Regions from separate parts of the Homo sapiens genome. Here region 2 is linked to region 1. The links are chromatin contacts, found by Hi-C or POLR2A ChIA-PET in ENCODE. All regions are on one chromosome and are shown on one strand. The core of a region is the stretch at or near the end of the contact, and the rest is flanking DNA. Distances in the headings are between cores, read along the strand shown. Region 1 holds the start of DLG1 (discs large MAGUK scaffold protein 1). Region 2 holds the start of LINC01063 (long intergenic non-protein coding RNA 1063).

Region 1 (7,558 bases), core at 3,340-5,839:
TCAGTATTCAGCAGGGACTGAGGTTTCAACAGCTTAGAACTGTGGTCTCAGAGGTCACGTGGTTCAACCTTATGTCCTGGGTATCTACCACCCTCTGACACAGAATCCTTGCTGGCTTCATTCAGCACCTTCCTGATTAAAAAAAAAAAAAAATTTCCACTACCTTGAGGCAGCTCTTTGGAATTTTGGACAGTTTCTGACAACTCATGTTAAGGAAAAACTTCCTGTGTTTGTCCATTGGTTGAATTTTCATCCATTGACTGTACTTGCCCACTGGGTACACAGAATAAGCCTGTTTGATGACTGCAGCTCCCTGGAGACTTCTGTTTTTCCAATGAAATGGCCCTAGATTGTACAGTTGTTTCCTGATTGCTGTGGTTACTCTCTTCTTTCCACATGCTGGTTTGTTCAGATTCCTTTAAAAGCGTGCTGCTAAGCAATGCCCCCTAGGCTCTCATGGAGGTCTGACCAATATGTCCACTTTCAACATACTTGACACTGTTCCTCTTCCTGCAGCCTAAGCTGGCATAAGCTTTTTTGACAGCATTAAATCCTTTCCTTTTAGTGATTGCCTTGGCACAGGCAGCATGCTGCTACCCTGCTGGAGTGAAAGCAAAAGATGCAGCGGAGTCTGGCAGGACCTGGACACCTTCATAGATTTATAAGCTGGGGCCTAGATGGAGGAGAAGACAAAGACAGAGATGTGAAGCTGCAAAGGTGGCTTGGGCAGGATGGTTGGGAAGGGAAGGGTTGGAACTTAGAGACAGTATCTTTGACATTGACTCTCTGACATTTCAATAAAAGAATGGGAAATCTGAGCCTTTCCCCATGGTCTTTGACTCCGAAGCCTTTTAAGCTCTTCAAAAGGCAAGTTAACTTGGAGCTGGAAAGTGAACAGCTTTACCTGCTAGTATTTTGTTGAAGTAACTTCTTCTATTCGTCTATCTAACTATCGATAGACAGACAGATAGGACAGATATAGATAGATAGATAGATAGATAGATAGATAGATAGATAGATAGATGATAGATAGATAGATAGATATAGTGTGTGTGTATATATATATATATTTAATGAGGAAGTTGGAAAATTAGATCCAATATTGTGTCCTATTCAATGGCAGCTGCTCACTGCACAAAGTAAGGAAAACTTTGAGGAAATAAAAGTTGCTTAGAAAAATCCAGATGTCAGGGCTGGGTGCAGTGGCTCACACCTGTAATCCCAGCACTTTGGGAGGCTGAGGCGGGTGGATCACGAGGTCAGGAGATCGAGACCATCCTGGCCAACATGGTGAAACCCCGTCACTACTAAAATACAAAAAATTAGCTGGGCGTGGTGGCACATGCCTGTAGTCCCAACAACCCAGGAGGCTGAGGCAGGAGAATAGCTTGAACCCGGGAGGCAGAGGTTGCAGTGAGCCGAGATCGTACCACTGCACTCCAGCCTGGCAACAGAGCAAGACTCGGTCTAAAAAAAAAAAAAAAGAAAAGAAAAATCCAGATGTCATTGCTTTGTATGTTGTGATGATGTGGTAGCCAGCTCCAAGAAGATGGCCTCCAGTGAGTCTTACTTTCTGGTATTCATATCCTTGAGGCTGATCTAAGTAACTGATCGGATATTATGGAGTATGCTATGGTCTGAATGTTTGTGTCCTTCTTAAATTAATACGTTGAAATCTTCACCTTCAAAGTGATCATATTAAGAGATGAGGCTTTTGGGAGGTGATTAGGTCTTGAAAGTGGAGCTCTTCTAAATGGGATTAGAGCCTTTATAAAAGATGCCAGATAGAGCTTGTTAGTCCCTTGCACCATGGGAAGATGTAGCAAGAAGGCTCCATTCATGAGGAATGGGGCTATTACCAGACACTGAATCTCTTGGTGTTTTTTTTTTTTTTTTTTTTTTTTTTTTTTTTTTTTTTTTTAAGACAGAGTCTTGCTCTGTCGCCCAGGCTGGAGTGCAGTGGCGCGATCTCGGCTCACTGCAACCTCCGCCTCCCGGATTCAAGCAATTCTCTGTCTCAGCCTCCTGAATAGTTGATTACAGGTGCCTGCTACCATGCCTGGCTAATTTTTATATTTTTAGTAGAGACGGGGTTTCACAATCTTGGCCAGGCTGGTCTTGAACTCCTGACCTCGTGATCCACCTGCCTTGGCCTCCCAAAGTGCTGGATATTACAGGCATGAGCCACCGCGCCTGGCCATTTTTTTTTTTTTAATTTTTATTCTCATGACTGTTAGATCACATCTGATGGTGTTTTGATCTTGGACTACTTAGTCTCTAGAGCTGTAATACATTCCTGTTGTTTATAAATCACCCAGTCTAAGGTATTTTGTTATAGCAGCCCAAACAGACTATGACAGAGTGTCACTTTTGAGACTAAGTGATGAAAGGCATTGTGGCTTCTTCTGTCTCGCCATCTTGAATCACTTGCTCTGTTGGACGTCAGCCGCTACGTCATGAAGACACTCAAGCAGCCCTATAGAAAGGTCTTCATGGTGAGAAATTGAAGCCTCCGCCCAATAGCCAGCATCAACTTACTAGCTATGTGAATGATCCATGCTGAAAGAGCCTCCCGTAGTCCCCCTGAAGCCTTCAGATGACTGCAGCCCTGGCAGGCTTCTTGACTGCAACATCATAATGCCCTGAGCCAAAACCACCCAACTATGCCGCTCCTGAATTCCTGACACACAGAAACTGAGATAATATTTATCGCTGTTTAACTTACTAAGCTAATAAGTTTTAAACCCTTAAGCTTTGAGGAACTTTTTTTTTATCCAGCAATAAGTAACTAATAAAGATGGGTAGAAAGGAGGAATGAAGAGTAAAGAGCCTTTATTCATTGTTCATATATGTTCATTTGCTAGGCACTTGCTGCCGGCACCTTAGGCTAAGGGTAGAACAAGTGCTGGGTTCACTGCTGCTTTTGTACACCGCTGACAACCAAATAGGGCTGTCACACAGAATGACAAGAAAAAAGGACACGTCCTCTTTCCTCCCCTTCCTCCTTTTTGCTTTTAGGGGAAGGCTAGGATGACATTGAGAACTCACACAAATTTTGTTTTTGACTCCTCAGTGTCCCCTGGGAAAAGGTGCATTGGCCTTTGTGTACTTGCTACAAGGCTGTGTATCCTTGAGAGCAGGACTCGGATCTTATTTATTTCTATCCCCGTTTCCTAGCAAGTGAACATATATGAACAATAAATGTTATCAAGGGAGAGGGCAAATTTCCCTCCCTGTTTCTTCTGAATTCTGAAGAGATTCCATTGTTAGAATGGTTTCTTACTGCAACCATCCCATTCACAGTCCATCAGCGAAGTCTTGAGAGTATGATGCCTGTCATGAGCCACTTTCACTACTAAATAAATTCCGTCCCTCTGTTAAGTTCCCGGCTGTTAGGACACCTCTGCCTTCAGCACCGTTTGACCCTTCTATCCCATTTTCTCTATGCAATGTTGCTTTAACTGTTGTTCAAGATCCCAGGATGCTTGATCCGGGAAAGCACAGAGGTCTGCTGCCAACATACCAACATACCTCTCTGTCAAGTTGTCCAAAATCACAAGAGAAAGAGCCCTGGACTAGAGCTAGGAGACCTGAGTTCTCGGCTGCTCTGTTACTGATTAGCGTCTATGTCCTTGGACAAGTTGCTTCCCTTTTTCCGGACCTCGGTTCCTTGTCCTAGATAGGTTCTAAAGTCGGTGGGTCCTTACAGTAAGTTAGGATTCTAAGGTGCAATCCAAAAGTAAAACCAGTGGTCAGTATACCTCTGAGTAGCTGTTAAGGTTACAATACGAGGTTCCTCGGCCTTCCCTTTGGTAGCCAATGGATACGGCCTCAGTCAGAGGCCGTCAGGTTTACTGGGAAGAGCCTTCCGGTTTTGAAAGACAGGATCTCCGGGTTTCCAGTTCTGTCACTCACTCGGGGTAACTTTGGGCAAATTCTCTCTGGACCTCCTAATAGGGAGGTCCTCGTCACCCCGAGGAAGTTCGAAGACGTGGGCAGTGACTTGGAAAGCTTCCCGAGATTCCCCTTCTATAACCTGGGTGGCTCAGACCGGGAGCGGGGTCCCAGCCGGCCGGTAATTCCGCCCGGAGGTGCGCACGAAACAAACCTGCAGCGCTGGCCGAGGGCGGCTCAGCTTCGGAGGGCGCGACTCCGGGTGAGTTCTTAAAGGGACCGTCAGAGTTTGGGTAACACCTGCGATGCTGACCGGGCGGGGACGCAGGCTTGAGGGAAATGAATGAATGAATGAATGAGCGAATGAATGAACAAACCTTCTCTGCCCACCCTTAAGTATACCATACTCGGAATTAATCAGTTAGGCTTAAAAATCTTGTACTATAACCCTCAAACTCTTGCCAAGTTAACCAGTGTCTCTATTTCATATGTCCTTCTGTAATGAAACCCCTCCCCCCAAGCCTATTACTAAGGGACGAAGAGTAACTTAACAATCAGCCTGGAGTGGAAGGCAATGCAGAGTTGGCACCCCTCCCCGAACTCCTCCCTCTCCCTCTCCCAGGCCCCGCCCTCCCCGCCCCCTGGGAGGTGCAGTTGGCTCCTCCTTAAGGCGGCTTTTCCCCGGTGGGGATCTACCCCCGGGGTCGCCAGGCGCTGTCTCTGCCGCGGAGTTGGAAACGGCACTGCTGAGTGAGGTTGAGGGGTGTCTCGGTATGTGCGCCTTGGATCTGGTGTAGGCGAGGTCACGCCTCTCTTCAGACAGCCCGAGCCTTCCCGGCCTGGCGCGTTTAGTTCGGAACTGCGGGACGCGCCGGTGGGCTAGGGCAAGGTAAAGGCGGGCTCCTCCAGGGCCACCCCGGGCCACCTGTGGAGTCCGAGTGTTAACTCCTTTGTTCTCAGAGCCACTTCAGCGGCCGCCCTTTTAAGCGAAGAGGTTCCCTTAGGATGCTCCCCGGGTACCCCTTCCGTTCCCCTGCCCTCCCCCGACCCGCCTCCCCCTTCCAACCCGAAGGTAGCAGCGCGGGGAGCCCGGGGCTCGGCGCGAGCCGCCTCCTCACTTCCCATTGGCTGAGAGCGCCGGGAAAGCGGTCACGTGGGAGCGCGGCAGGCCAGCTCGGGGGCCGCCATCTTGGCGGAAAGTTTCGGGGGAGAGCGGTTGGGGGCGCGGAAGGAGGCGAGGTTCCGGGGGTGGGGCGTGCGGCAGCAACTGGGCGAGCGGGCCGGGGGGCCGCGGCGAGCGAGGAGGCGGCGCGGCCGAGAAGGAGGACGAGGCCGCGGGGGTGCGGCGGCCCAGGGGAGCTCCTCCCCCGTCCCTTCGCCCCCTCCGCTCGGCTCCGCGGGCCCCGGGCGGGGCGGGGGTACGTGGAGCGGGGCCGGGCTGGGGAGCTGCTCCGAGTCTGGCCGGGGCGCACCCCAGTTCCGAGCGCACGCCGCTCACCGGAACTTTGTGGCGGCGCCGCAGGTGTGGGGGCCCGCGGAGGTGTGCATGCGGGGCGCGAGGGCGTCGCGGAGAGCGGCCGCTGCCCTGTCCGGCCCCCGCTGGAGCAGCCCGGAGGCAGCGAGCAAGGAGAAAGGCAAGCGAGAGGAGGGGGCCCGAGCAGGGCGGGCGGCCAGTCCCGCTGGTCCCCTCTCAGCGCTCTGCGGCCGCTGCTGGCTCAGGGGCCAAGGGTCGGAGCGCTTCACCCGCCCGTACCCAGTAGCAGGTGGGGAGTGTGGATACTTGTGCGGGGGAAGAGGCGGCCTCAGGTCTAGGCTCTTTGGGGAGGGGACGCTTTCGAGGAGAGTTTGGAAGCCGACTTCTGTCTGTTCTTAATTTGGAGGGGTACCCACTCCAAGGAAAAGCTTTCCACGTTGACAGACAACTGCTGCGTTTTGAGACTCTTTCTTTGACTTGGTAAAACTTTGGAACGTGGGGTTTTCAAATAGGCTGCGAGGGTTTTCTATTTCGATAGGGGAAAATGCTAGTTTAACATGATTCTATCCTTTTTCCTTTCCGTTGTGTGTTTTAAAGGTGTGTGCCCTCTTCCTGATTCTGGAGAAAAATGCCGGTCCGGAAGCAAGGTGAGAGTTTATTCCGTAACTCTGTTGTCGATGTCACTTGCTTTTCCGTGTGTCAGTTTTTTGATTGCCGTTTTAGAATCGTTTGTGTAACTTTGATGAGACAGCACGGTCCTAGCTTTATTGCTTAGGGAATCTAAGCCTCATATCATTTCAGAAGATGGAAACACGAAAATGTTTGTTAAACTTTCTTAACATTTCTCTAGTGATTAAGAGAGGCAGTTAGCCCCCCCCCAACAGATGTCCTTAATAACCCTGAATTGGTGTTTTAGTATTTCACTCTATCATTCTTACTAAGCACTATTCTGTAAGCAACTGTGGGATACTAAGAATTTGTATTTTGAAATGTTAAAAATTTGGATTATGATGACAAATTGTAGATAATCTGCTTTTGCATTATCAGGTAATCTGAAACTGTTGCTAATACTTTGATCTTTTACTTTGGCAAACTACCAGTACACATTTATTCCAAACTGCTCACTCTCCTCCGTTTTCTAATGTGATATATGTTTAAATTTTTCTTGTATTTCTTTAATTTTTTTTTTTATTTTTTGGTCATTCTAAGGAATATGTGTACATGAACATAGTGACATCAATTGACCTGAAGGATTTGCGGAACTATTTAGATGTCATGCAGAATTATTTGCACTAGTATGTGATACTTTTTTTGTAAATAGAGAGTTTTAATCAGGCTCTGCTTTTTCTTCTCAGATACCCAGAGAGCATTGCACCTTTTGGAGGAATATCGTTCAAAACTAAGCCAAACTGAAGACAGACAGCTCAGAAGTTCCATAGAACGGGTTATTAACATATTTCAGAGCAACCTCTTTCAGGCTTTAATAGGTGGGAATTAAAACTTCGTAACTATTATGCCAGCTAGGCTTTATGCTCCTCTCAATTCATTTATTTTAAACTTAAGAAAATGATGTACTTAATTCTCTGAGGCATTCGGTAACTTGAACATCTTCAGTGAGTTGTGTGTTTTTCATAGGCCAGTGTCCTTTCTTAAAATAACTAGTAACCAAAAAACTTTCAGGATTATTTCAGTGGCTTTTGAGAACATTGTTTCACATCTTAATAGCATTAACTATTAAAAGATGTTGCACAGATGTTTAAGGACCTAAAAGGTATGACTGAGTTACTGTGAGCTTGTTTCTGTATTTGACTGGCATGTCTCTGAAGTCATTGAAAGCGTGTGAAGGGTTCTGCTGTGTTGAAGAACATTCATTCCCTTAATGTAGATTTCTGTTTGAGCTTGGCATTCATGGAGTCAGAATTTTAGACCTGGAAAATAATCTTAGAGATGATCTTGTCTAGTAACCGTATTTTACAGGCAAGAAAATGGAAAGTTTTATTCTTAATTGTAACTTAATTTGAAGTGGTGCATTGTTTGAAAGAACTGGAAAAATAAGAGTCCTGAGTTCTTTTGCCACTAATTGAATGATATATCCCAAGTCATTTAATCTTTTCTATGCCACCATATTAGCTGTAGAATGTAGCTGTTGAAATGACAGAATGGGTTTAAAGCCTTTTTTAAGTAGATAAA
Region 2 (7,558 bases), core at 2,682-5,181, 670 kb after region 1:
CTGGAGGAGAAAGTCCATTCGGCCTGAGCTGCCTCCAGCCTCTCTTCACGACTACCGCCCATGCTTCATGATCACTGCACACATGGCCTGCAGGTGGGTTCACCCAGCCCGGGCTGATCACGATTTTCCCAAACACAGAACAAACGCTCCCCACTCTCTACTCTCTCTGGCAGAGGGTTCCCTTGTTTGGAATGGCCTCTTCTGCCTACCCCAACCCTCCCCATCCCAAAGGCATGGCTTGGACTCCCCTCCTCCATGAAGCCTTCCCCACTGCAATTGCCACCTTGTCCTGTGAACACATGGTGCCAGCGTTCCCATAATCCACCGACCTCATGACATCTCTTGTGTTGTGATTTAATTTTTTGGACTTCTGCCTTTTTTCCACAACTACACTACAGACTTTTTTTTTCTTTTGAGACAGAGTTTCACTCCCGTTGCCCAGGCTGGAGTGCAATGGTGCCATCTCGGCTCACTGCAACCTCCGCCTCCTGGGTTCAAGCAATTCTCCTGCCTCAGCCTCCCAAGTAGCTGAGATTACAGGCGCCCGCCACCACTTCCAGCTAATTTTTTGTATTTTTAGTAGAGACGGGGTTTCACCATGTTGGCCAGGCTGGTCTTGAACTCCTGACCTCAGGTGATCCGCCCGCTTCAGCCTCCCAAAGTGCTGGGATTACAGGCGTGAGCCACCATGCCTGGCCCACTACAAACTTTTGGAGGCAGGGTCATGTGTTATTCCAAAAAATATACTATCTTATGCACATAAAGGGGCTTGGTGACTATTTGCTCAAAGAAAGGAGGAGGAGGCCGGGCGCAGTGGCTCACGCCTGTCATCCCAGCACTTTGGGAGGCCAAGGTGGGTGGATCACCTGAGGTCAGGCATTCAAGACCATCCTGGCCAACATAGTGAAACCCCATCTCTACTAAAAATACAAAAAATTAGCTGGGCGTGGTGGTGCATTCCTGTAGTCCCAACTACTCAGGAGGTTGAGGCAGGAGAATTGCTGGAACCCGGGAGGTGGCAGTTGCAGTGAGCTGAGATCGTGCCATTACACTCCAGCCTGGGCAATAAGAGCGAAACTCCATCTCCACAAAAAAGAAAGAAGGAGGAAAGAAACGAAGAGAGGGAAGGAAGGAATGATGGCGGTCAACCCACTTTGTATAATTCTCTAGCTGTTGCCCTCTGAGGGTGTGGGGATCTCTTTTCTTTCTTAAACTAAGCTTCATAAGAGTTTGTCACTTGTGGGACTTCTCAGCCTCCCAAGGAGATCAAAGGGAGCCTTGGCTTCTGCCCTCCACCCCGACCCCTGACTGCTTTTCCAGATGGCAACCTATTCAAGACCAGGGGAGGGGGCTACAGCTGGCCTGTGAGAGGGGACACAACTCGGTGTGCAAGGGAGCCATGGGAGGAGCCAGGGCTGCTCCCCACTCCAGACAGGTCTGTGAGAGAGGAGCACAGGGATTGCACCTAGCAGTGGAGCCATGGGGACCTGGAACTGGCGGCTCACCCCGGGCAAAATCATGGTCCTCTTGCTCCTGCCTCTGGGGTTCTCCGCTGTGCTGTGGGCTCTCAGCCGCTGGCCACAGACAGGCCCTTCACCTTGGTGGCGGAGCAGTGAGCTAGATAGAGCCTCCCCAACTTCTCCCAGCCCCCACTTCTCCAGCCCCCACTTCTCCAGCCTCCACTTCTCTAGCCCCCACTTCTCCAGACCCCACTTCTCCCAGCCCCCACTTCTCTAGCCCCCACTTCTCCCAGTCCCCACTTCTCCCAGCCCCCACTTCTCTAGCCCCCACTTCTCCCAGTCCCCACTTCTCCAGCCTCCACTTCTTCAGCCCCCACTTCTCCAGACCCCAGTTCTCCAGCCCCCACTTCTCCCAGCCCCCCCTTTCCAGCCCCCAGTTCTCCAGCCCCCAGTTCTCCTAGCCCCGACTTCTCCAGCCTCCACTTCTCCTAGCCCCCACTTCTCCAGTTCTCCAGCCCCCACTTCTCCAGCCTCAGCACATGGCAGGGAGGGGATTTCCTTTGGGGCCTTAACTGGGAATTGTTCTCTTGCCCCACGTCAGCTGGCTGCTGGGGGAGAGTGTTCAGTAGTTTCATTTCCCTCATTTGGAACGGAGTTTTTAAGAACCAAGAATTAAAACCGGAAAGAGGAGAGCCCACCGCCCACATTGGTACCACTCAACGCCTCATGATGCCCATCCTGGAAAAGCGGAGGGGTCAATGCAGAGGCTGAAGGCAGTGCGGGGGTGGGGTGGGGCTGGGGGCTCTTCCCCGCGTGTTTCTCCTCCTGGAGGAGGTGGCGGTCTCCAATCCTGAGATCAGCTCCTCTAGCTCCCTGCTGCCCATGGCCTCCCGCAGCCACTGACTCCGGTGACTGACCTCTGTGGGGACACTGCCTCTTCCTGTCCTGAAACACCGACAGTATCAACATATGATCAAAGAGTCCAGGTGGTGCAAAGATAACATGGAAGTGTCCTATCAGTGCCAGGGCGTGGAGTGGGACAGCGAGGGGAAGGGGCACCCATAACTAACCATGGTCTGGTCCAGGGCCGAAAGGACCTTGGGGAAAATGGGCACGCGGTGCTGGGAGAGTCCTGGGAGCGGGAGAGCACGAAGGGCACAGCCGCTGGGACAGTGCAGCCCAAACTTTCTGGAAGTGTGAACTGGACCCTCCTGGGGTGGGACCTGGCATGGGGTAGGACACTAGGGATCCAACAAGGAAAATAAGGCCATGCCAAGGAGGAGGCTGCAAGGGGATGGCTTTGTGGCTGACTCTGTCCAGCGTTTCCCATGGGGCGTCCCAGCTCATCTTTGCAGTTTTGCCTTCCCCCTGGACAGTGAGTCCTGCCAGGCAGGGTCTCTGGCTTGTTCACATTTGTATATATCCCCAAGAATACTTGGTCTAGCACCTTGTAGGGGCTCAGCACAGGCTAAAGTGTCATTTGCTCTAGAGCTGTTGGAGAGGTTGAGGACTTAGTCATTTGTGGTCATTGATAAGTCCTCTTTCTTTTCTTTCTTTGCTTTTTTCTTTTCTTCTTCTTCTTCTTCTTCTTTTTTTTTTTGACGGAGTTTCGCTCTTGTTGCCCAGGCTGGAGTACAGTGGCACGATCTCGGCTCACGGCAACCTCCGCCTCCTGGGTTCAAGCGATTCTCCTGCCTCAGCCTCCCAAGTATCTGGGATTGCAGGCATGTACCACCACGCCTGGCTAATTTTTGTATTTTTAGTAGAGACAAAGTTTCACCATGTTGTCCAGGGTGGTCCCGAACTCCTGACCTTAGGCGATCCGCCGGCCTCAGCCTCCCAAAGTGCTGGGATTACAGGTGTGAGCCACCGCGCCCGGCCGAGAAGTCCTTTCTCATAATTGGTGAATATAAATCCCGGAGTCCTCACCACAGGCTCCGGGCCCTGCATGATCCGGGCCCCGCTGGATTCGGCCCCTTCTCTGCTCCCTCTGACTTCACGCCCTATCACTCTGCTCCTCACTTCCTCTGCAAAAAGCCTAGCACCCTCCGGCAGCTCCTCCTTGGAGCCGGCTCTGGCTCCAAACAAAAGATACCCAAACAAAGGCAAGAAAGTGGTGAATTCCTAGAACCGGGAGGGCGCGGGCTCGGGGGCCAGCTGCAGGTTCCTGAGACGTGGGAGAGGAGGAGGAGTGAACACAGACCGCAGGCCAGTGAGTGGAGCAAGGTGCAAACTGCCAGAGAGCGGAGGCCCGGCCCGAAGACCCCAGACTCGCCTCCCGCCCACCCGCCCCCACGTGAAAAGGCACCAGATCCTAAGCGCTAACAGCGAAGGGCGGGACCGGCAGAGGGCTCCCTGCGGCGCCTCTCGAGGCGCGAGCGACCGGAAGGAAAGGCGGGAGGCTCAGCAGCGCGGCGGTGGGAGGAGCGCGCCCTTGCTGATTTCATGGAGGCCCGGGGCCGCGGGCGCTGTTCTCCTTCCTGTGCCGAGTGTGGTTTGCTATCAAGCGGTGGCAGTTCAGCCACAATCAGGGGCAGGGGGAGGGAGAGGCCCCCCGAAGAGGCAGAGGCCCTGCCTCGGCCGCCCTGAGCCTGGAAGGTGATTGGCTAGAGCGACTCCCGGCCGGGAGCGGAATGAATGGCGGGGACCGGGGCCTCTGGGTGGTGCGAGGTATGTTGGGAGGTGCGGGTTTTAATCGGCAGTTGGGCAGTTTAGCCACACGGGCCGGGGGCAGGGTGGGGCTGGCAGAGAAGGGAAGCTGGTGAGGCGGAAACAGGGAGGAGTAGGTTTTTCTTTCTTCTCACACCGGCAAACCAGAGGAAGCTTAACCTATCGGAACCAATTACTAGCATGAACCTAGCACTGAGCTCAAAGGCTGAATTTTAGACCTTTCACTGCTCCCATGCACACCCTGCCTGGTCACGGCTTCTCACCGTCTTTACCAAGATCAGTCACACCTGTGAAGCCCTGCTCATTCATCTCGCCAATTCCCTTCTACAGGACCCAGTGCCCAGACGCCACTACCCAATTCCCCCAGCCTTGGAATCTCCTCCTCTCTGCCAGGTCCTCACCACTGTGTTCTTGGCGATTTCACTAAAGATTCACCTCCTCAAAACTGGCCCCAATTAGTCCCACCCTGTTCAACCTACTATCTCCACTTAACGGCAAATGGCACCTGACACCCTCAGAAGTCAGACTCCTGGCAACTACAATTACCCAAAATACGGCAGAAAACTGTCTCGAAGCCCAGGCAACTGATTCTTGGGAGAAGCTGACTCATGCTTGGCCTCTACCTAGAGAAATAATTCATATTTAGAGCTGTGAGAATAGATAGCAAAGAGAGAGTAAGAAAAAAGATGCATAAATATGTACTAACACGTTTTTATAATTGCTTTTGTGTTCTTCCTGACAGCATCATGTTGCCTTTTAATATGGAGCATGTGCCATAGCTCTCCAGGAGAACCCCTCTGTGTCACAGCGAACCTCAGTCACTGACACTCAAAAGAAGGAATTATTTCAACTCAATAATAAACAAATAACCCTATTTTAAAATCAGCAAAGGGTGTTACCACATTTCCACAGAAGGTATACAAATGGCCAGTAATCATGTGAAAAGATGCTTGATATCATTTGTCATCAGGGAAATGCAAATCAAAACTGCAATGAGAGGCCAGGCGCTGTGGCTCACACCTGTAATCCCAGCGCTTTGGGAGGCTGAGGCAGGTGGATCGCTTGAGCCCAGGAGTTCAAACCCAGCCTGACCAACATGGTGAAACCCCGTCTCTACAAAAAAATACAAAAATTAGCCGGGCACAGTGGCCTGTGCCTGTAATCCCAGCTACTCAGGAGGCTGAGGCAGGAGACTCACTTGAACCCAGGAGGCAGAGGTTGCAGTGAGCCGAGATTGTGCCATTGCACTCCAGCCTGGGTGACGGGAGTGAAACCCTGTCTAAAAAAACCCCAAAAACAAAAACTACAATGACATATCACTTTATATGCACTAGGATGCCTAGCATCAAAAGGTCAAATAAAACAAGTATGTGGAGAAACTGCGACCCTCATACACTGCTGGTGGGAATGTAAGATGGTGCAGAAACTTTGGAAAGGAGTCTGGCAGCTCCTCAAAAGGTAAAAGCATGGAGTTATCAGGTGGCTCACAAATTCCATTCCTAGGGACCTAAAAGAAATGAAGACATGCTATACAAACACCTGAAGACATGCTATACTAACACCTGAAGCCATGCTATACTAACACCCGAACATGAATGTTCAGAACAGCATCATTCATGATTACCAAGAAGTGGAAAAAACCCAAATGTCCATCAACTAACTGACGAGTGGATACAGTATATCCATGCAGTGGAATTTCTTTTTCTCTTTCTTTCTTTCTTTTCTTTCTCTTTCTTTCTTTCTTTTTCTTTCCTTCTTTCTTTCTTTCTTCTTTCTTCTTTTTTTTTTTTTTGATGGGATCTCTTTCTGTCACCCAGGCTGGAGTTCAGTGATGCTATCTCAGCTCACTGCAACCTCCTCCTGGGCTCAAGCGATCCTCCCACCTCAGCCTCCCCAGTAGCTGGGACCACAGGTGCCTGCCACCACACCCGACTAATTTTTTGTATTTTTGGTAGAGATGGGGTTTCTGCCCAGGCTGGTCTTGAACTTCTGAGCTCAAGCGATCCACCCGCCTCAGCCTCCCAAAGTGCTGGGAATACTGGCTTGAGCCACTGCGCCCAGCTATGCAGTGGAACATTTCTCAGCCATAGAAGAGAATAAAGTACTGATACATGCTACAACAGGGACAAACTTTGAAAACATTATGCTAAGTGAAAAAAGTCAGTCACAAATGATCACATGTTACATGATTTCATTTACATGAATTGTTCAGAGAAGGCAAATCTGTAGAGAGAGAAAGATTAGTGGTTACCTAGGTCTGGGGGTTTGGGGGAAAATGGGAGTGACTGGTAATGGGTATGGGGTTTCCTTTTGAGGTTATGAAAATGTTCTAAAATTGTGGTGATGGTTTCATGAGTATGTGAACATGCTAAAAGCAATTGCCTTGTACACATTAAATGCGTAAATTATATGGTAGATGAGTTATAGCTCAATAAAGCTGTTCTATAAAAATAAACCACTGGGCACTGTGGCTCACGCCTGTAATCCCAGCACTTTGGGAGGCCGAGGCAGGCAGATCACCTGAGGTCAGGAGTTCGAGACCAGCCTGACCAACATGGTGAAACCCTGTTTCTACTAAAAATACAAAATTAGTTGGGTGTGGTGGTGCATGCTTGTAATCCCAGCTACTCAGGAGGCTGAGACAGGAGAATCACTTGAACCTGGGAGGTGGAGGTTGCAAATGAGCCGAGATCACGCCAGAAAAAAAGAATAGGTTAACATAGACTCAGTATACAAGAAAGGGAAGTGTGGCGGCTCACATCTGTAATCCCCGTGAAGTGGGATTTGTTTAACATTTTTTGAAAATCAGAATAAAAAAGATTAGTGCTTAAACTGATACTCTCTAGTTATTTGGAAAATACATTTATGTAAAACATGTGTTTTCCTATTATAGTCTAAATTAGAACATTGGAGCACCTAGCAACATCTTAAAGCTAGTTAAACAGAATGACATCATATTTTGACCATACTGTTTTGAAATTGTGCAGTTTCTCTTTGTATCTCTAGAGTGATTCATGAATATGTATTTGGCTTCTCAAATTAAAAATATTTCACTGCTATTGAACTATTCCTTTAATATCTGTATAAATGTTTTTAAGTATTATATTTTGAGGATTTTGAAGCTTTAGGTTTCTTATTTAAAATACAATTATCGGCCAGGCATGGTGGCTCACACCTGTAATCCCAGCACTTTGGGAGGCCGAGGCGGGTGAATCACAAGGTCAAGAGATCAAAACCATTCTGGCCAACATGGTGAAACCCCGTCTCTACTAAAAATACAAAAAAAGTTTAGCCAGGCGTGGTCGTGGGCACCTGTAGTCCCAGCTACTCAGGAGGCTGAAGCAGGAGAATGATGTGAACCCAGGAGGCGTAGGTTGCAGTGAGCTGAGATCGCACCACTGCACTCCAGCCTGGCAACAGAGCGAGAC

Evidence for each region. Hi-C counts contacts between places; a loop is a spot of excess contacts on that map. ChIA-PET counts read pairs that join two places held with the same protein, here RNA polymerase II (POLR2A). Pooled maps may share reads with other maps.
Region 2: a map of OCI-LY7 shows a loop between it and region 1 (4-fold over the local background). The contact joins the promoter of LINC01063 here to the promoter of DLG1 in region 1. A Hi-C loop is called at or near these places in 1 of 168 maps with a recorded cell type or tissue (OCI-LY7), 4 of 37 single-sample maps with no recorded cell type and 11 of 50 pooled maps. POLR2A ChIA-PET finds 5 or more read pairs at or near these places in 1 of 52 experiments (T-cell).

The regions. Positions count from the first base shown.
Region 1 is chr3:197,295,643-197,303,200 of GRCh38, reverse strand. It overlaps DLG1 (discs large MAGUK scaffold protein 1), which reads left to right and starts at 4,589. Exons shown (of 25, transcript NM_001366207.1): 1 at 4,589-4,665; 2 at 5,966-6,015; 3 at 6,724-6,855. The coding sequence starts at 5,997. It overlaps DLG1-AS1 (DLG1 antisense RNA 1), which reads right to left and starts at 4,954. Exons shown (of 3, transcript NR_038289.1): 1 at 4,591-4,954; 2 at 4,109-4,223; 3 at 1-673. RefSeq lists silencers at 4,413-4,542, 5,033-5,662.
Region 2 is chr3:196,628,960-196,636,517 of GRCh38, reverse strand. LINC01063 (long intergenic non-protein coding RNA 1063) reads left to right here and starts at 3,931. Exons shown (of 2, transcript NR_132101.1): 1 at 3,931-4,130; 2 at 4,873-5,014. RefSeq lists enhancers at 911-1,448, 3,509-4,263 and a silencer at 4,040-4,119.